Linked DNA regions of Homo sapiens: region 1 is linked to region 2. Evidence: read pairs that join two places in POLR2A ChIA-PET (ENCODE). Cell type or tissue: A673. All regions are shown on one strand. Each heading gives the region's core, and the rest is flanking DNA. Links, peaks and the distances in the headings are about the cores only.

Region 1 (8,184 bases), core at 1,974-6,973, 670 kb after region 2:
CAGTCACAGAACCAAGCTGGGAAGGGAAACAAGCCTGCATGAGCCTTTGCCCAATGTGCCCAAGGACAGCCACAACAAAAAAGGACGAGGAGAAATTCTTGCATCCAGTGGGCATGGGGCTGGGGAGGAAGGGGGTGTTTCTGGGTGCTGGGACTTTCTGCCATGACTATAACCCAGGTTCTCAGCACAAGGGATGTGATTCATGGCCAAGAAATTCCCCATGGCCTTGGATGACATTTACATTGATTACTTCTGAGTCACATTTCTGGGAGAATATTTTTTTTTTCTCACCAAAGGCAAACTGAAGGGAAAATGGCATGGATAGTGGTTTGGAGACAACAGAGGAAATGGGGTCACTTGTGTTATTAGTAGAAGAGTTAAAGACATGCAAGAATGGAAAGAAAAACAAGGCCAAAAAGAAAGGACATTAAGAGGTGGGAATCATCTCCGAGTGGAATGAGGAGAATTGAGGTCTCAGGATTTGTAGTTTCATAACTCTGGGGATGAAGGGATGGGGGCAGCCGAAATGGACTCTGCCCTTTTGTCTCTTGTAACGACAGAAATTTAGAATGTAAGAGTTGGGGCCATCACTCACGCATTTATTTCACAAGTATTTGTTGAGCACCTTTGGTCTTCCAGATTCTAGGCACGGGAGATGTAGTGGGGGAACAATGTAAAGTCCTGCCCTGGTGGCATTTATCTCAGTGGAAGAGAAAGACAACAAAGGAATGGCCAATCAAATGGTACATTTTAATTCGACCCTTTTGACTTATTAACAGAAATGCAACAGATCCAGGATGGTGAGAACATGCACACTTTGCTGCACCAGGGGGGAGGACAAAGGAATGTGACTCGTCAGTGGCACTGGACTTCAGCAGTTCAAAGGGTTGTCTTGGAGTCCTGACTCTCCCCTTTCCTGGAAGAATAGGCAGGGGTGTGGGCCTGCTTGGAAGGGGAAAAATAGAGGGTGTCCCTGATCCCCCTATTATGTATGTTCTAAGCCTCATCCAAGTAAAAGCCTTCTTAATGCAAATGTAGAAGATGTCAGTTAAACCATGAACTCCAGAAGTGTGTCTGAAAACAAGAAAGCAATGTCCCAAGTCCAGTAAGATTTTAATTTTTTTTTTTTTCAGACAGGGTCTCACTTTGTTGCCCAGGCTGGTCTCAAACTCCTGGCTTCAAGCGATCCTCCCACCTTGGCCTCCCAAAGTGCCAAGATTATAAGCATGAGCCACTGTGTCCAGCCTTCCAGTAGGATCTTAAACCACCAACAGAAAAACAAAACAAACAGAAAACACTTTTCACCAGATTAGCATGACTTCTGCTTGACTTGGAATAATAAATCTCAGGCTATGTCTTACAAAGCATTATTTGTGGCCAACAGGCAGGAATTTGCAAAGCAAAGGAAAGCAATATTGAGGAGTACAATGCGCCAAGCATCAGTTATCAAAGATCTGGGTTCCCATCTGGGCTTGCCACTCACTGGCCCCCGGAGGGAGTCCTATAAGCTGGGTAGATGGAAAACAGAACATCAAGAGACCCAGGGAAGGACTCAACCAGGATGGGAACAGGCATGGCTAGAGAGAAGGTGGGCACCCGAAAAGACGAGATCAACTGGACCAACATCAAGAGCTGCAGTGAGCGGCTGGGACCCCAGCATCTCCCAAACCTCCAAGAAGCCAGAGTGAAGGACAAGGACTGAGATGCTTCCAGAACCTGAGTGACCCGGATTCAAGGAGGGCTGGGAGGGTGCAGGGGTGTCCAATCTTTTGGCTTCCCTGGGCCACACTGGAAGAAGATTCGTCTTGGGCCGCAGATAAAATACACTAACGATAGCTGATGAGAAAAAAAAAAAAACCTTAAAAATAATCTCATAATGTTTTAAGAAAGTTTATGAGTTTGTGTCAGGCTGCGGGTTGGACAAACTTGGTCTAGAGGAAGAGCTGAAGGCTGCCTGGCTACCCTGCTGCTGAGAGGAAGGCAGTTTTGCCTGACTGGAGCCTGTATTTTCTAAACCCAGGGCAGAACTCCCCAACACCCTTGGGCCACACACCCTCTCTGGCCATCTGCCTGCTGTCTTGACCCTACCTTCTGGACCACCCTTCAAGGCTCTGTCCTCCCAACTGACCTCCCAGGAACTGCTACACAGCAATTCATCCAGGACAGGTAGCCTCAGAGTGAAGTCTTTATTAAAGCCAGTAACAACTTTGGGAGGCCGAGGCGGGCGGATCACGAGGTCAGGAGATTGAGACCACGGTGAAACCCCGTCTCTACTAAAAATACAAAAAAAAAAAAAAAAAAAAATTAGCCGGGCGTGGTGGCAGGCGCCTGTAGTCCCAGCTACTCAGGAGGCTGAGGCAGGAGAATGGCTTGAACACAGGAGGCAGAGCTTGCAGTGAGCCGAGATCGTGCCACTGCACTCCAGCCTGGGCGATAGAGCGAGAGCGAGACGACGTCTCAAAAAAAAAAGCCGATAACAAAACATGACAATAACGAGAGAGGGAGGGAGAGATAGAGAAAGAGAGATAGAGAGAGAGAGAGGAAAGGTAGGAATGGAGGGGAAGGGAAGAAAAGGAAAAGTGGAAGGAGAGAGACAGCCATGGGAAGTCTTCAGCTAAAGGCTGGCTGAGGCTGGAGCCAGAAGAGCCAGCAGCAGGTGAGAGTGGGTAACGCTAACCAAAGAGAGAGTTGGAACCAGCCCAGCGCTTCCTGATAATCTCCAGGGACCACCAAGGTGCAGCTCGACCAGACTCTCCCCAGCAACTCTCTTCTTTTTTTTTTTTTTTTTTTTTTTTTTTTTTGAGACGGAGTCTCACTCTATCACCAGGCTGGAGTGTGGTGGCACGGTCTCAGCTCACTGAAACCTCCGTCTCATGGGTTCAAGTGATTCTCCTGCCTCAGCCTCCTGAGTAGCTGGGATTACAGGTGTGCGCCACCACGCCCAGCTAATTTTTGTGTTTTTAGTAAAGACAGGGTTTCACCGTGTTGGTCAGGCTTGTCTCAAACTCCTGACCTCCTGATCTGCCTGCCTCGGCCTCCCAAAGTGCTGGGATTACAAGCGTGAGCCAACGCACCTGGCCGCAACTCTCTTCTTAATCACTGTCATCCCTCTTGCTTGGTTCTCAGAGTTCTGCTCTTACTCCCAGCACCCAATCCCCCACTCAATAAGAGACGGGAGGGGAGCTCAGCTCAGATTCTGCCTCCTGTTCCTACACATTCCCAAGAAGCCTCATCCTGCTGGAAAGGCCTCAGCTACTCCTTCTGAAGCCTGTTTCTTTCTTTCTTTCTTTTCTTTCTTTCTTTTTTTTTTTTTTGTTGAGACAGAGTCTCACTCTGTCACCCAGGCTGAAGTGCAGTGGTGTGATCTTGGCTCACTGCAACCTCCGCCCTCTGGCTTCAAGCAATTCTCCTGCCTCAGCCTCCCGAGTAGCTGGGATTATAGGTGTGCGCCACCACACCCGGCTAATTTTTGTATTTTTAGTAGAGACGGGGTTTCACCATGTTGACCAAGCTGGTCTTGAACTCCTGACTTGAGGTAATCCGCCTGCCTCAGCCTCCCAAAGTGCTGAGATTACAGCGTGAGCCACCGTGCTCGGCCCCTAAGGCTTCTTTCTATCTGTCTGGCTTCAGGCCACCCACCAAAGCCAATCAGAAGTGGCAGATCAAAGCTTTGTTGGTTGCAGAGAATATGATTTTGACGTGTGTGTGTGTGTGTGTGTGTGTGTGTGTGTGTGTGTGTGTGTAGGAGAAATGTAGATGTTGTACTTATAGCTCCAAGAAAAGGGATTTGTGTTTCATAGGTCAGGGCTAAAAAGGGTCTCTTAGCTTGGTGGCCATCCAACAATATGAATTAAGCCAGACCCAGCAGAATCTGTGATTGAGTAAATACCCATAATGTACTCCCGTATATGCTGTGTGCTCTACAGTTCCTTACCTGGAAATGAGATAAATTACTATTATTGTTGTTACTATTACTTTTTCTTGAAAAAGGAGACAGAGCATGTGATGTGCTGCTGGCTTAAATCAGTGAGGGGTGTTATGAGAGACATTCAGGGTGAACCTCTGAGCCCATCATGTCTCTGGTTAAAGAAACAGAGAATCTGTACCCTGGCTGGCAGCCTGGTGATTGCTGAGAGACAGAGGGGAATGCCTAGGACGAAAATGTCCCAGAAGTGGTGGTCTAGCCTTACCAGGGACCAGCGGAAGCCCATTATCAACATGAATTGCATTTCTTTGTCATTTTTAAATAATTGTTTTATTTCAGAAATGATATTAAAATAACAGAAGGCCAAAACAAAAATATCCCCAATCCCATCCTGAAATCAAATCAATGACAAGTATGCATGATATACATCAAATATAAAATTCTGTCCATGATGTTATTGAGAATACCAAGCCTGCATGTGGACATCCCCAGGCAGGTGACACCAGCAAATCACTGTGGGTTTTCTCAGACTCAAGCCCACCCATCCTATCCTCCACCAAGTTTTCAGACACTTATCAAGATGCTGTGGCTTTGAAACCATGAAGGAAGGAAACCCAAAGCTCAGCCAAACTCCAACTATTCTCATTCTTCCTCTCCCATGTGCCAGTCTACCCCTTTGAAACATTTCCAAAGTTCTCCTTGGGAGGCAGAGCTGCTACATTGTGTCTTGGCCCCTTGATTTGATGGCAGTGAATGAATCAAGTTTATACGTTTGCCACCAAACAAATGGAGCTTCATCTGTGGTTGTTTGTACATGTGTATGCTTTTGCATTTCAATGGCTTCTTCCTTCCCTAACCTAATCTGCTAAATGCAACATTTACAACCAGCCTTGCAGGCATTATTTGCCCCCGACTGGGCCCTGATCACCTCAAATAAAGGCTGCCAGCTTCCCCTGCCAGAAGCAAGAGGCACCGGGAAAAATGGAAATTGGACGATAGTCTTGTATACTCTCTGCTCTGCCATGAATGGCCTTCAACAGGAAACCAATCAATGGAATCAAAAGAACACAGTTTCCTGTTAACATAGAGCGATGCCAAATCCACCAGACTTATCGTTTCATGCCCTGTGCCAGTCATTGTCAACTATAGTGTAAGTAATAACATATGACTGGAGTTGTGGTTTTAGTAGAAGATTCTTTTGCTTTTGGCACTGTGCACACACCTTCATATGCTTTATTGCCCTTGCCCAAACCTAGGGAGCTTTCTTTTCTTTTGAGATTTCTTTTCCCCTAAAGAACTATTTCTGGCTGTTTTGCTGCATACCAGTTCTTAAAACCCTAGCCAGCCGACTCTTAATTCTCGACAGTCTTTTCTTAAGCAACACTTTATATATATATATGTATACATATACATATATATAAAATAATAATAATTATTATTATTATTGCATCACATGGGGCTAAAATAAACCCACTGTGTATTGGCTCTTCCACAATCCTGCTTTTCCTCTGAAAATGGCTAGTTCCCTAAGACTGGCTTTGGGAGAGAAAACCTCTCACATAATATTTTTCTTACTTTCCAGGCTGATCTTGAAGGTGATGATAGGTCATAAGCCGCAGCCTCTGCAAGGATGTTACAACCCCTGGAGCAGGCGGAAAGTACATGTGTGCTTGGAATGCAACAAAAGGGAAAAGTCACTAGTGTGGTTTGGACAGGGCCTTGCATTTTTAACCCTTTACCCAAACCTAAAGAAAACACAACTCTGTTAGCAACTTAGAAGTTTTTTCCTAGAGTGACATGATTAAGGTGGGGGTGTGACTAGTTATCTGAGTCATTTTTTTCAGACAGTTTGGCTTAGTGGTTAAGAGCTTTGGTACCAGATGGAATGGGTTCAAATCCCAACTCTCTCCCTTAACATCTGCATGATTCTGGGAAAGTTGATAAAGTTTCTGATGCTCACATTCCTCGTCTATAAAACAGAGAAAACACTTGTGTTCTGGGGTTGTCCTCAAGAATATGAGTAAAGAACTGGGGTTTTCCTCTCTGCCTTTAGCAGTAAGGACGCCTTTAGCAGTAAGTGTACCTGGTAAGTGCTCAGTGAGTGGCATCATGATTATGAGGCAAGCACTGACCCCTGCTCCAATCCTGCTGGCGTTCAAGGCTTTGACTCAAGTCACCTCTCGTTTTGTATGGTTTAGTCAGGTGAACCAATAACCAATGTATTAGCAATGCATTTCTTGGTTCTCAGAAGATGGTATTAAGCCTCTGATGCTAGCACATTAGGAAGTGATCATGTGGAAATGTGGAATTATCAGACACACGGCTACCTGGGAGAGAGAGTAGGGGGTTGGAGATGAAAAATAATTGGTGGAAAGGTCTTCATTTTTCTCCCATTCCCTCATGGGCATGCAGGAACAACTGATTACTGTGTGTGTGTGTATGTGTGTGTGTGTGTGTGCATATGTGGTCTTTGTATTCCTTTCTTTGGTTGAGCCCTAAGAAAACTTTCAGTACAGTGTCCCAGGAAGCTACCACCAATAGATAGAAATTAACCTTTTATATGAAACTTTCTTTCCATCCCATCTAAGGCTGGCTGGTGAAGGTGGAAGCCTTTTTTGTTTCAAAAAAAGGTCTGTGTGTGCTGGTTTCTACTTGAAGCTAAAAGTTTTAAGTGCTTTTGTCTTCTGTACCCAGGTCTGTTGGCAGAAAATCTCGTATGACTTCCCCCAAGTCCATCTAAGAGAGAAGTTGCTTGCTTGCCATATTATCTTGGCTTCTTCCTACTACCAACCCCAGCACCAAGGACCATTTCACAAAAGAATCCCTCTCCTCGAGACTCAGTTTCCCTTTGGTGTGTCAGGACCTTAGCTTGAGAATGAGAAGAAATCCCTGCAAAATAGAAAAGTTGAAGTCTACAGTCTGATTGGTTTGGATTGAGAGAAAGAAAGCAAGTAACTACTTTGGGTATACAAGTTTAACCCAGAGAAATTATGTTTCCTTATTTGGGGTGGTGGTAGTGGTGGTAACGGTAGTAATGGTAGTACTGGTGATAGTAGAAATGGTAGTGATGATGGAGGTAGTGGTGGTGGTAATAACGGCAATAATAATGGTAGTGATGTTGCTGGTGTTGGTGGCAGTGGTGTTTTTGTTGGTAGTGCTGGTTGTGGTGGTGATGTTATTGGTAGTGGTTGGTGTTGGTGGTGGTAGTGGTGAAGGTAGTGATGATAGTGGTGGTAGTGGTGGTGGTGGTGGAGGTAGTGGTGATAGTGGCAGTAGTGGTGGTGGTGGTGGTGGTGACATTGAGCATACAGTAGAGGGTAGTTTTTCTCACCACATCTTCCATACCTGAGGCATTATCACCAACAGGTTCTATTTTTTCTCACTGTAATGCACCTCAGCCAAATATGCCTTTAGAATATAAAGAATATGAGATGAAAACCCACACACACAGATTTACTCGATTTTCTCCTGCCCCTTGGCTAAGTAAAAATCACCTACCAAGTTGCCAGTCCCTCTCCCTTACTTTCCAGGAGAGCATCTGATAGCTTCTCTTCTTTTTTTTCTCCTTCTCCACCCCCACTTCCTTCTCCTCTTTGTCATCCTCCTCTTTTTCCTTCTTCTTCCCTGTCTCCAAATTAATCTTAGCAGGGAGTCCTGAAGCAAATTATCATGTTACAAGCCTAAATGTGATAGCTTGTCATCTTTCATTATTTTTGACATAAACAAAACTGTCAGAATTCTCTGAGACCTGTCTTTGGTTCAGGGTGTTCTCTTTGAGGCCAGGGGATATATAAGGATTACAAAAAGGAGAGTTGCTCCAACATAATGAAAAGAATGTAATGGAAGGTTGGCAATGATCTCCAATTCCAGACTAGTGTGCACTTTTAGACCATTGCATTTGAAGGGGCTACTGATTAAGGCTGTAAAATGTTTGCATAATTGTGGTTTATTTTATAGAGTAGAGGTCCAGGGTCACTTCATTACCCAGATTCATTATTTTGTGTATTCCCACCCCCACCCCACCCCACTGCAATTTCCTTGAATACTTAGATTTGATAAGCAATTAAAAAATAACTGTCTGGCTTGTTTTCTGAAGATTGGTGCTTTCCACGGACTGAGTTGCCGAAGACCGGGAGAGTGTGTTTTCATATGGAAGGTCACATCTATGCATCAGAGGCTATTTATCTTTTTCTGGCCATTCATTTAGAGCAGCCGCAGTTTTCTGAAGAAGCCACATGCACCACACTCCAACAGCAGAG
Region 2 (8,184 bases), core at 1,579-6,578:
ACCCAGCACCACGTTCTTCTTGCTTTGCTTTTTCCTAAGGATTTTGCTGCAAAGTCTCCTTCGGAACCCGAACTGCAAGCTGAGCGCCTGCCCAGATTCTCCCATGGGTATTTCACGTCGAAAGGACGCTGTTACATATGTATAACTTTCGCTTTAAAGTTTTTTTTTAACAAAACATATATATGCTGTTTATTTACTTATTTAAGAGACCGCCATGGTAGGTTTCTCTGTAGCTTGGGGAACTTGCTGTTTCTAAACATGCAGGCTGGTGGTGATGGGTTCTGTGTGGAGAAGCCAAACAATAAAACAACCTAGTGGGCAACCTTCTTAATTAAGGGAGCTGCTCTCAGATTCCTTTTCTTCTTATTATTATTAATATCATTCCCTTCACCAGGCATGCAGGGACCCTTGAGCAAATGGTCTCCGGAAGGTCTTACCTATATATCTTTTGCCTTCTTTGGTGCTTCCTGGTATATGTTTTAAACAACCTATGGTAGGTCTATAACCACCTCCCACGTCAAATTACACGTATGTGCATATATGTATGTACCTATACAAACATATGTATGTACCTATACAAACATATGTATGTATGCATACACGTGATATATTTAAGGCTAGAAATTGGCAACATGTGAGCGTCCTCTCTAAGGCAAGTCCCCGCATCCCCAGCACAGGTAATTATGGCTTGTCCACTTGACACTCGTTTACATGAAGTGTCAACAGCTTTCAGGAGCAATTTAGGAAGCCAAACTATGGGACTCAATAAGTGAGTCCTATTTTCTAAAAATGCAAAACTATCCTGACTCAGGCTCTGCAGCAAGAAAGGCTTTCTGTCTCCTTCAAGGCCCCCTCCAATACAAAAGCAGCAGGCACCCATGATCATGCTAGAGTGAGCATATACTGCATTTAGGATTGAGCTATTATTAAAATAAGACAAAAGATGATAGAAGAGGTTGTAAATAATTAGACTAACATCTTCTTGCTGCAGAATTTGGTTTTAATCAAATGAATGGTTTTTAACAAGAGGGATACTGAGATGGGGGAAAGGATGTAATCATGTCACATACTGAGGGTAAAACAAGGCTGTAGAAATAACTGGCATTTTAAAAACCTAATCTCCGAATTAAGCATAGAACAAGTCATCAAGGGCCTCATTGTCCTGGTAATGGCCTCGATTAAAACATAAAATATTTTTAGCATTTAATTTTTCCTCGTGCACATGCATGTATGCACCTATACATGAACAAATGCATGCATATACAACGCAAAAACATCTACCATCTTTGCACTAAGAAAATAAATGCTAGCCAGAGTCTCTAATTTTGTTCCTAGTGAAACAGATTGCATATTATAAAATTTGACATTGATCTTTAAATCACTTGAGCTGACTTCCCTCTTTACTGTCCCCATCCCCCAATTACAGCCTTTTCCATTTGCCTTTCTGTCCTTAGAAGATGTTCTTTGGATCAGAAGCCTGCTAACTTCTTTAGGCAGAAGTGCCAAAGTGCAAACCAAACAAAAATAAGTGAAGTCATGGAAGACAAAAAGCAGCCAAACGGCAAGATAGACAATGGAAGCCCAGGACAGAGTAAGGGTTGATTTTTGGTTTCTAAATCGCTTGAATAGATTTGGCTCATTTGGGCTTTATAAATGTTGTCCTTGTGTATGGTGGCCCTTATCCAGAGAATTCTTGAAAATCAAAACTCTCTTGCACAAGAGCTTTACATGGAAGGAGTGGGTAAGTTTTCGTGATAAAACTGGTGTTCTTTCCAAAAGCAAGCAAAAGCCCTCCTGTGGGTCCTGAAAGGCTCCCATTGTAGAGCTTCCTCAGTACTTAATTTTGTTTCCTAGAGCCCCAGGTAGTTCCTAGAATGCTAACGAGGGGCTGGCGAGGACTAGAGTGAGGCCAGGAGGGGACTCACGGTCAAGGTTATGCAAGTGCAGCAAGTGCAAGGCACATGAGATTGAGTGCCTCCTTAAATTTTGCACTCTAAGTGCCTCCTTTGCCTCATCCTAGTCCTTAATCTGACAAGGAGTAGCCACGGATATCCACTCTTGTTCCCCAGCCCCACCCCACCCTTAGCTATGGGGCTGTCCAGAACCAGTGTTTGGAGAAGTTTGTTGGCAAATTTTCTCTTAAGTTTATGCTTCCAAGTCCTAGAGGGATGGGAAATAACTAATTAGTGGAATAATGTAAAAGAATTTGAGATTCTAAAAATCCCACTCCACCCACCCCTTCAAATGATACCTAAAAGCAGAAGAAAATGTCCATTCCGCAGTGTCAAGAAAATAGGGTAACTAAGAAACTAAGCTTTCTCTTTACAAAATAATTTTTAAGTGACAGTTTATTGCTTGGACAAAAAGAGAAGACCAAACAGTGATGGAGCATTTTTAATTCCTGCTTTGACAAAAGCCTTTAAACTACAGCTACCATTTACTTAAATTAACAAGCTGCCTACATTTTAAAGTAGCTATTCTGTTTCAACAATCTGGATATTTATTTATTTAATTTCACTTTAGAATCTTAAGGGGGTGACACATTACTTGTAAGATTTTTTTAAATGTTTATCTGTAATGTGATGGCACCTAATTGCCTCTGTGAATAACCAATTCTTTGGTGACCACATATTGGAAATTAGTCCAGATCTTCACAGAGATTTATTTTATTTTAATCTTTCCAATCTTCCCAAGGACATTTAAAGGGTTTCTTTTTAAGACTTTTTCCATATCAGCTTCATTCTGGTCTTCAGGGTTTTGGGGGGAAAAAAAGTCCAGGTAATGGCAAGGCTGAAGGTTTCTGAATTTGGCAAAATCTCTATATAATGGGTTTCCTTCCTTTCTTTTCCTGCAATTCTTCTGTCACAATTTCCCAAAAAGCAGCTACTCCAGCAGAGTGGAAAGAGCATTTTTATATTAAATATTTCAACGGACCTGACCAATGTGAAGATTTTACCCCAAGCCCCAGGTCAGGCTCTTTTCCGGCTTATAAACATTTCAACCACACTCCAGTTTCACCAAAAAAAACGACGGCCCCTGCTCCCCAAATGCCGCAGTTCCTCTCGCCTCCACTTTAATGACCCACTCCACTTCCACCCGTCACTCCCTCCTTTCCCTTCGCCAGTTTGTTTATAAAAAATCTGGGAGGGAGGGGAGAAGACGATGGGGGTGGGGAGGGCTTGCTCTTTGTTTACATTAAACAAATGACAGGCAAAGAGCTCAAGCAAAGTCTTCCTTGACCTCGTTCCCTCTCCCTAATTTTAACAAAAAGGAAAAAAATATTGTATCCAAAGAGAATGTGAATGGGGCGGGAGGAGAGGAGAAGCAGCTTTTCGCTCTATTCAACGGGGACGCGAGAGCGCGGACGATTTCCGCTCCTTTTGTGAGGCGGAGCCCGGGGGCGGCCGTGAATGGGGGGTCTGTGGAGCGGCCGGCGGGGCTGTCAGGCGGCTCTGCGTAATCAGGGCTAATGACGGCGGCCGGGCGCTCGGCGGGACAATGCGCGGGGCCGCGGGGTTTTGTCGGCCTGAATGGCTAATAGGTTTGCCTGTGAGCTGCGAGGGGGCGGTGTCGGGGAGGAGGCGGCGGCGAGGGGAGAAGGGGTCATTGTCCGCGCGCTGGCCCGGGCGCCGAGGCGTGTCCCTGCCTGCGCCGCGCGGCTACCCCCGTGCCCGGCGCCGCCGACGGGAAGGCAGCGGCGGGGAGGCCCCCTGGAGGCCTGCTGGGAAATGGCGGCTGGAGCGGCGGGCGCGTGGGTCCCCTCGGGGAGGCGCCCCAAGCCACGGTCCGCTCCCAAAGAGAAGCCCAGACTGGGCCCACAGTACCCGGGAAGGTGAGTCCTTACTCGGGGGCCCAGATCTCCCCACGGAGGCCACAGATCTGGGTCCCCGAGGAAGGAGAGCCCCCCTTTTCGCGCACCCACCTTTTCCATCCAGCGCCCCGCGAACTCGCGGACGTGTAGGCCTCGAGCCACTCCTACTGTTGGGCTGCGTGACTCAGCGGCTCGAGGAGAGAAACCTCTCAAAACCGGGGGACCGAGACGGGGTTCAATTTAAACCTAGGTGGGAGAATGAGCCCACAAGCGCGCGCCCCTGCAGCTGCGGAGGCGCGCGCCCGCCCACCCTCGGGCGCCTGAAGTCGCAGCGGTTGCAGAGCCTCGAGCCCGTGGATGCGGCGCGCGCCGCGGTCTGGGCCTGCGCGAGAGGCTGCCGCCCGCGTCGGGCCTGGGCCTACGCGTGTCTGGCCTGGGCCTGCCGGTGCAACAGCAGTTGTCGCCACCGGTCCTAGGCCGCGCCGAGCGAGTCGCCGAGAGGGGCGGGAAGAGGGGAGAGGTCCGAGACCAGGGAGCGGGACCTAAAGGGGGCTTTCCGCGCCCGACAGGTCCGCCGGGGTTAGCCTTCGAGGCGGGGAGAGGGAGCGGGGTCCTTCAAGGACCGCATGTTCGCGATAGCACATTTGAGCCCTGGCAGGCCACCTGGGCCGCCTTCTTTCGGAAACCTTGCGGGGTTTCCAAGCAAGGTTTACAATGGGAAACTTTATTTCCCATTGTAAGCTCTTACAAATCTCCTCTGGCTAGATCCTTCCTTGCAGCTCTCTTTGCTAGGATTTATATTCCCAAACTTCTTCAGACGTGCCCTACCGCGAGGGAACGAACTGGTTTTCTTCCCGTTTTCACCTCCTTGTCTGGAGACAAAGGGGTGTGAGGGCGATCCCAGAGCTGAACAAGCAGTTTCACGCCTCCCTGCCCGCTCATGCTGTTTCCGCTTGCCCTGTGGTTTGCTCTGCCTGGAACGCCGCCCCCTACCTCAACTGCTACCCTGTCATTCCACAAAGCCTACCCCACCTCCACTAAGTTTTCCGTGAGCCAGTGAGCTCCACACAGATAATGTGCCACCACCTTTTTTAATGCTCCCACCGCACCTTATCTAAACGTCTGTTTTAGCGCTCTAACACTTTTGCTCATTTATTTGTCTGTCTGACTTCCCCCTTCAGCCTTTGCTAGAATGTAAGCTCTTTATTTAAAGGCAAGGACCAACTCTTACCCATCTTTGTATTCCCAGCACCTAGCCCAAGTAGTAGGTGCTCAATAAATGTTTTAAAGCTGAATGAATTCATGCATCTTCCTTGAAATCTGTCTGCTCTTACGTTAGTGGGGGACCTCTGCTAGCTCGGGAATCATTTGAAGAGAAGAGATGACTTATATTGGCTGGACCCAAAGTTCACTGTAATCCTCCCAGCTCAGTAAGTTACTGGCTGTTACCTACTTGTCGGGTTCTCTGGGATGATTCCATAGAGTGCTGTCTCCCTCTAGGCATGCGGTTTTTTTAGAGTGCTATGACTTTGGGTTCATACCATGAAAATTATCTTCTCACACAACACATTTTCCCAAAAAGGTAAGAGTAATCCTCTTGGATTTTGAAAATTCTAGGTATTATACTCTCTGAACCCTACAACATAAGAATTTCTATTCTGCTTCAAAGATAACTGCTATGGTTTAATGTTCATATCCCTCCAAAATTCATGTTGAAACTTAATCCCCAATGCAGTAGTATTAAGAAGTGGGACCTTTAGGAGGTGATTCACTGCCCCATGAATGGAATTAGTGCTTTTATAAAAGGGCTTGAGGAAGTCTATTATTTCCTTTTTGCCCTTCTGTCCTTCTGCCACGTGAAGGTGCAGGAAAAAGACACCATCTTAGAAGCAGAGAGAACCAGCCTTTACCAGACACAGAACCTAACCAGGCTTTGATCTTGCACTTCCCGGCCTCCAGAACTGTGAGAAATGTATAAATTACCCAGTCCAAAGTATTTCCTTTATAGCAGCAGGAATGGACTAAGACAATAACCCTTTCCTTTCTCCTCCCTCCCACCTTTTCTCTCCTCTGGCTTCCCCACCTCACTCCAGTCCTGACCTACACATGATAAAGTAAACCACAAAAACAAAAAAATCACAAACCCAGACAAGGTCTCCAATTCTAAGATAATAGATTGGCATCCCACCACCATGCTTAGGCTCACCTAGGGGGGATAAACAGTTTTCATTAAAATATTTTTTTTTTTTGAGACGGAGTCTCGCTCTGTCGCCCAGGCTGGAGTGCAGTGGCGGGATCTGGACTCACTGCAAGCTCTGCCTCCCAGGTTCACGCCATTCTCCTGCCTCAGCCTCCCGAGTAGCTGGGACTACAGGCGCCCGCCACCCCGCCCGACTAATTTTGTGTATTTTTAGTAGAGACGGGGTTTCACCGTATTAGCCAGGATAGTCTGGATCTCCTGACATCGTGATCAGCCCGCATCGGCCTCCCAAAGTGCTGGGATTACAGGCGTGAGCCACCCGCACCCGGCCATTAAAATCTTAAATCGCAAGGGCTGTGTGAAAATACTGGATAGCAAACTCATCTCTATTTTAAAATTTAATGGGCAGAAGCAAGTGAACTGTGTATAATTTCGAATTCTGATAAAATACGTATAAGGCTTCCTCTTGGAAATTCATTCTAGCCTGGCACTGCCAATCTGCAACCTGAGAATACTGAGTTACTGTTTGTTTTTCTCACTGAAGAGATTAGTCTTAAATTTTCTAGCACGAAATCGAACACTTGAGAGGGCACATTAATTTGGCACATGAAGAGTCTGGTGGGCAAAAAATTATTATGCATTTCGAACATTTTCAGATATTTAAGATTCCTATAAAAGATTTGCCCATTTAAATTAATCACCACTTAAAGCATTTTCCATGGCATTGGGTATACTCCTGACTTTCTATAAATTCCTGGTAAATTACGTATTTGAACTGAAGACCTACGCATGTATATCTTATCTAAAGAAATTATTTTTGCAGATACTTGTAACTGTATGAACTGGATTTGTCCATTTAAAATAGAAAGCAAGTGGGAAAAAGAAAACTATACTGGAAACAGTCTGTGGACAATGGGCTGGCACCTGAGAAGGTGGGATCAGACAAACCTGGCTTGAAATACCTAATCGCTGTGAATTTCAGAAGTCACTCAACTCTCTGAGCCTTAGTTTTTACTTCTGCAAAATGGGTTGATAATATCCAGGAATATTGTGAGTGTTATTTGGTTAATGCATGTAAAGCACCTAGCACAGACCCTCACATATAATAGGGGTTCAGTGAATGGAACTTCCCTTTCCCCATTTTGCCTGGTTAAATGCTAAGGCAAAGAAATAAGCTTAAAAGTTGTTTTTAATAGATGTAATGTACATATTTGTAATATTGAATTTAAATGCTAAATGCTTTCCTTAGTACTAGAAGCAGCTTCCACTCACCACCCCCAGTAGGTAGGACCCAATATGTTGGTTTTCCAGCAATGGCAATGGAGGAGCTTGTGCTCACATACCATCATCCTTTCCTTGCTTCTTTACTCTGCTTAAGGCTGCTTGTCAACTATGTGAAGCTCTCCAAAGGGATCCTGGCCCATCATGCAAGTCAGGATAACCCCACATATAAAGTATGATCACTGAAAATGTAACATAACCTTTTGGGGAAAATGCAAGGTTCATTTCTTTGAGGAGAAAGTAGTGATCTCACTTCAATTACACTCGCATGGCTCTTTTTATAGCTAATAATAAAATATTTCACTTGCACTATTTCACTTCCTCACAAGAACCCTGTGAGGTAAATCAGCAGATAGTGGGATTCCCATCTTCCGGATGAGGGAACTGGGGCTCATTACTTGCTCAAAGTCACAGGACCAGGAAAGAATCCAGATTTTGTAGGGTTTGAAGCTTACACTATTTGGAGGGGTGGGGCACTCTTTAAGATTAAAGATATAAAATTATGAGTACAAAATTGGGTACAAAAAATAACATCAATTACAATTTTTTTAACCTGGCAAATACAACAAACCACAAAATCCAGGCAAGTAATAAAATCATTTCATTAACTGTCTTACATACCTCTAGAATTGTTTTTTCCCTACTGTTTTTCTGTATGTTCTTTGATTGCTCCTTTGTGTGACAATAATTTTATTATACAACCTCAAATAGAAAGATAATTCAGTCTTTACTGTGGGTTGGTTTAAATATTTTTATTATTGATAACTTAGAAAAGTTTCTCGCAGTTTCATAGCTCATTATTGGTAATGCCATATATTATTTTTAGGATTGGCATCAACTATGGGAAAGCCTCAGTGAAATTTCTTCCATATATAGGCAGTTAAATTTCAGG

The links. Peaks named below come from ENCODE experiments on the same cell type or tissue, not always from the same donor. Only the 100,000 strongest peaks of a DNase experiment are listed, where the experiment ranks them.
Region 1: POLR2A ChIA-PET joins it to region 2 with 6 read pairs; 2 of 35 experiments call an interaction of 5 or more read pairs at or near these places.

The regions. Positions count from the first base shown.
Region 1 is chr14:61,178,658-61,186,841 of GRCh38, forward strand. No RefSeq gene overlaps it. Among named protein-coding and RNA genes, the nearest start is that of TMEM30B, 99 kb to the right of the region's middle. RefSeq lists an enhancer at 1-811. In A673, for the core only: no CTCF peak of the experiment used is centred there; a DNase peak (open chromatin) is centred at 4,924; H3K27ac peaks cover 3,228 bases.
Region 2 is chr14:60,511,473-60,519,656 of GRCh38, forward strand. SIX6 (SIX homeobox 6) reads left to right here. Exons shown (of 2, transcript NM_007374.3): 2 at 1-1,378. It also overlaps a transcript of C14orf39 not described here. Among named protein-coding and RNA genes, the nearest start is that of SIX6, 6.4 kb to the left of the region's middle. RefSeq lists enhancers at 1-313, 3,387-3,888 and a silencer at 3,610-3,779. In A673, for the core only: a CTCF peak has its summit at 3,740 (motif pointing left); DNase peaks (open chromatin) are centred at 3,409 and 3,679; H3K4me3 peaks cover 1,154 bases; H3K27me3 peaks cover 1,870 bases.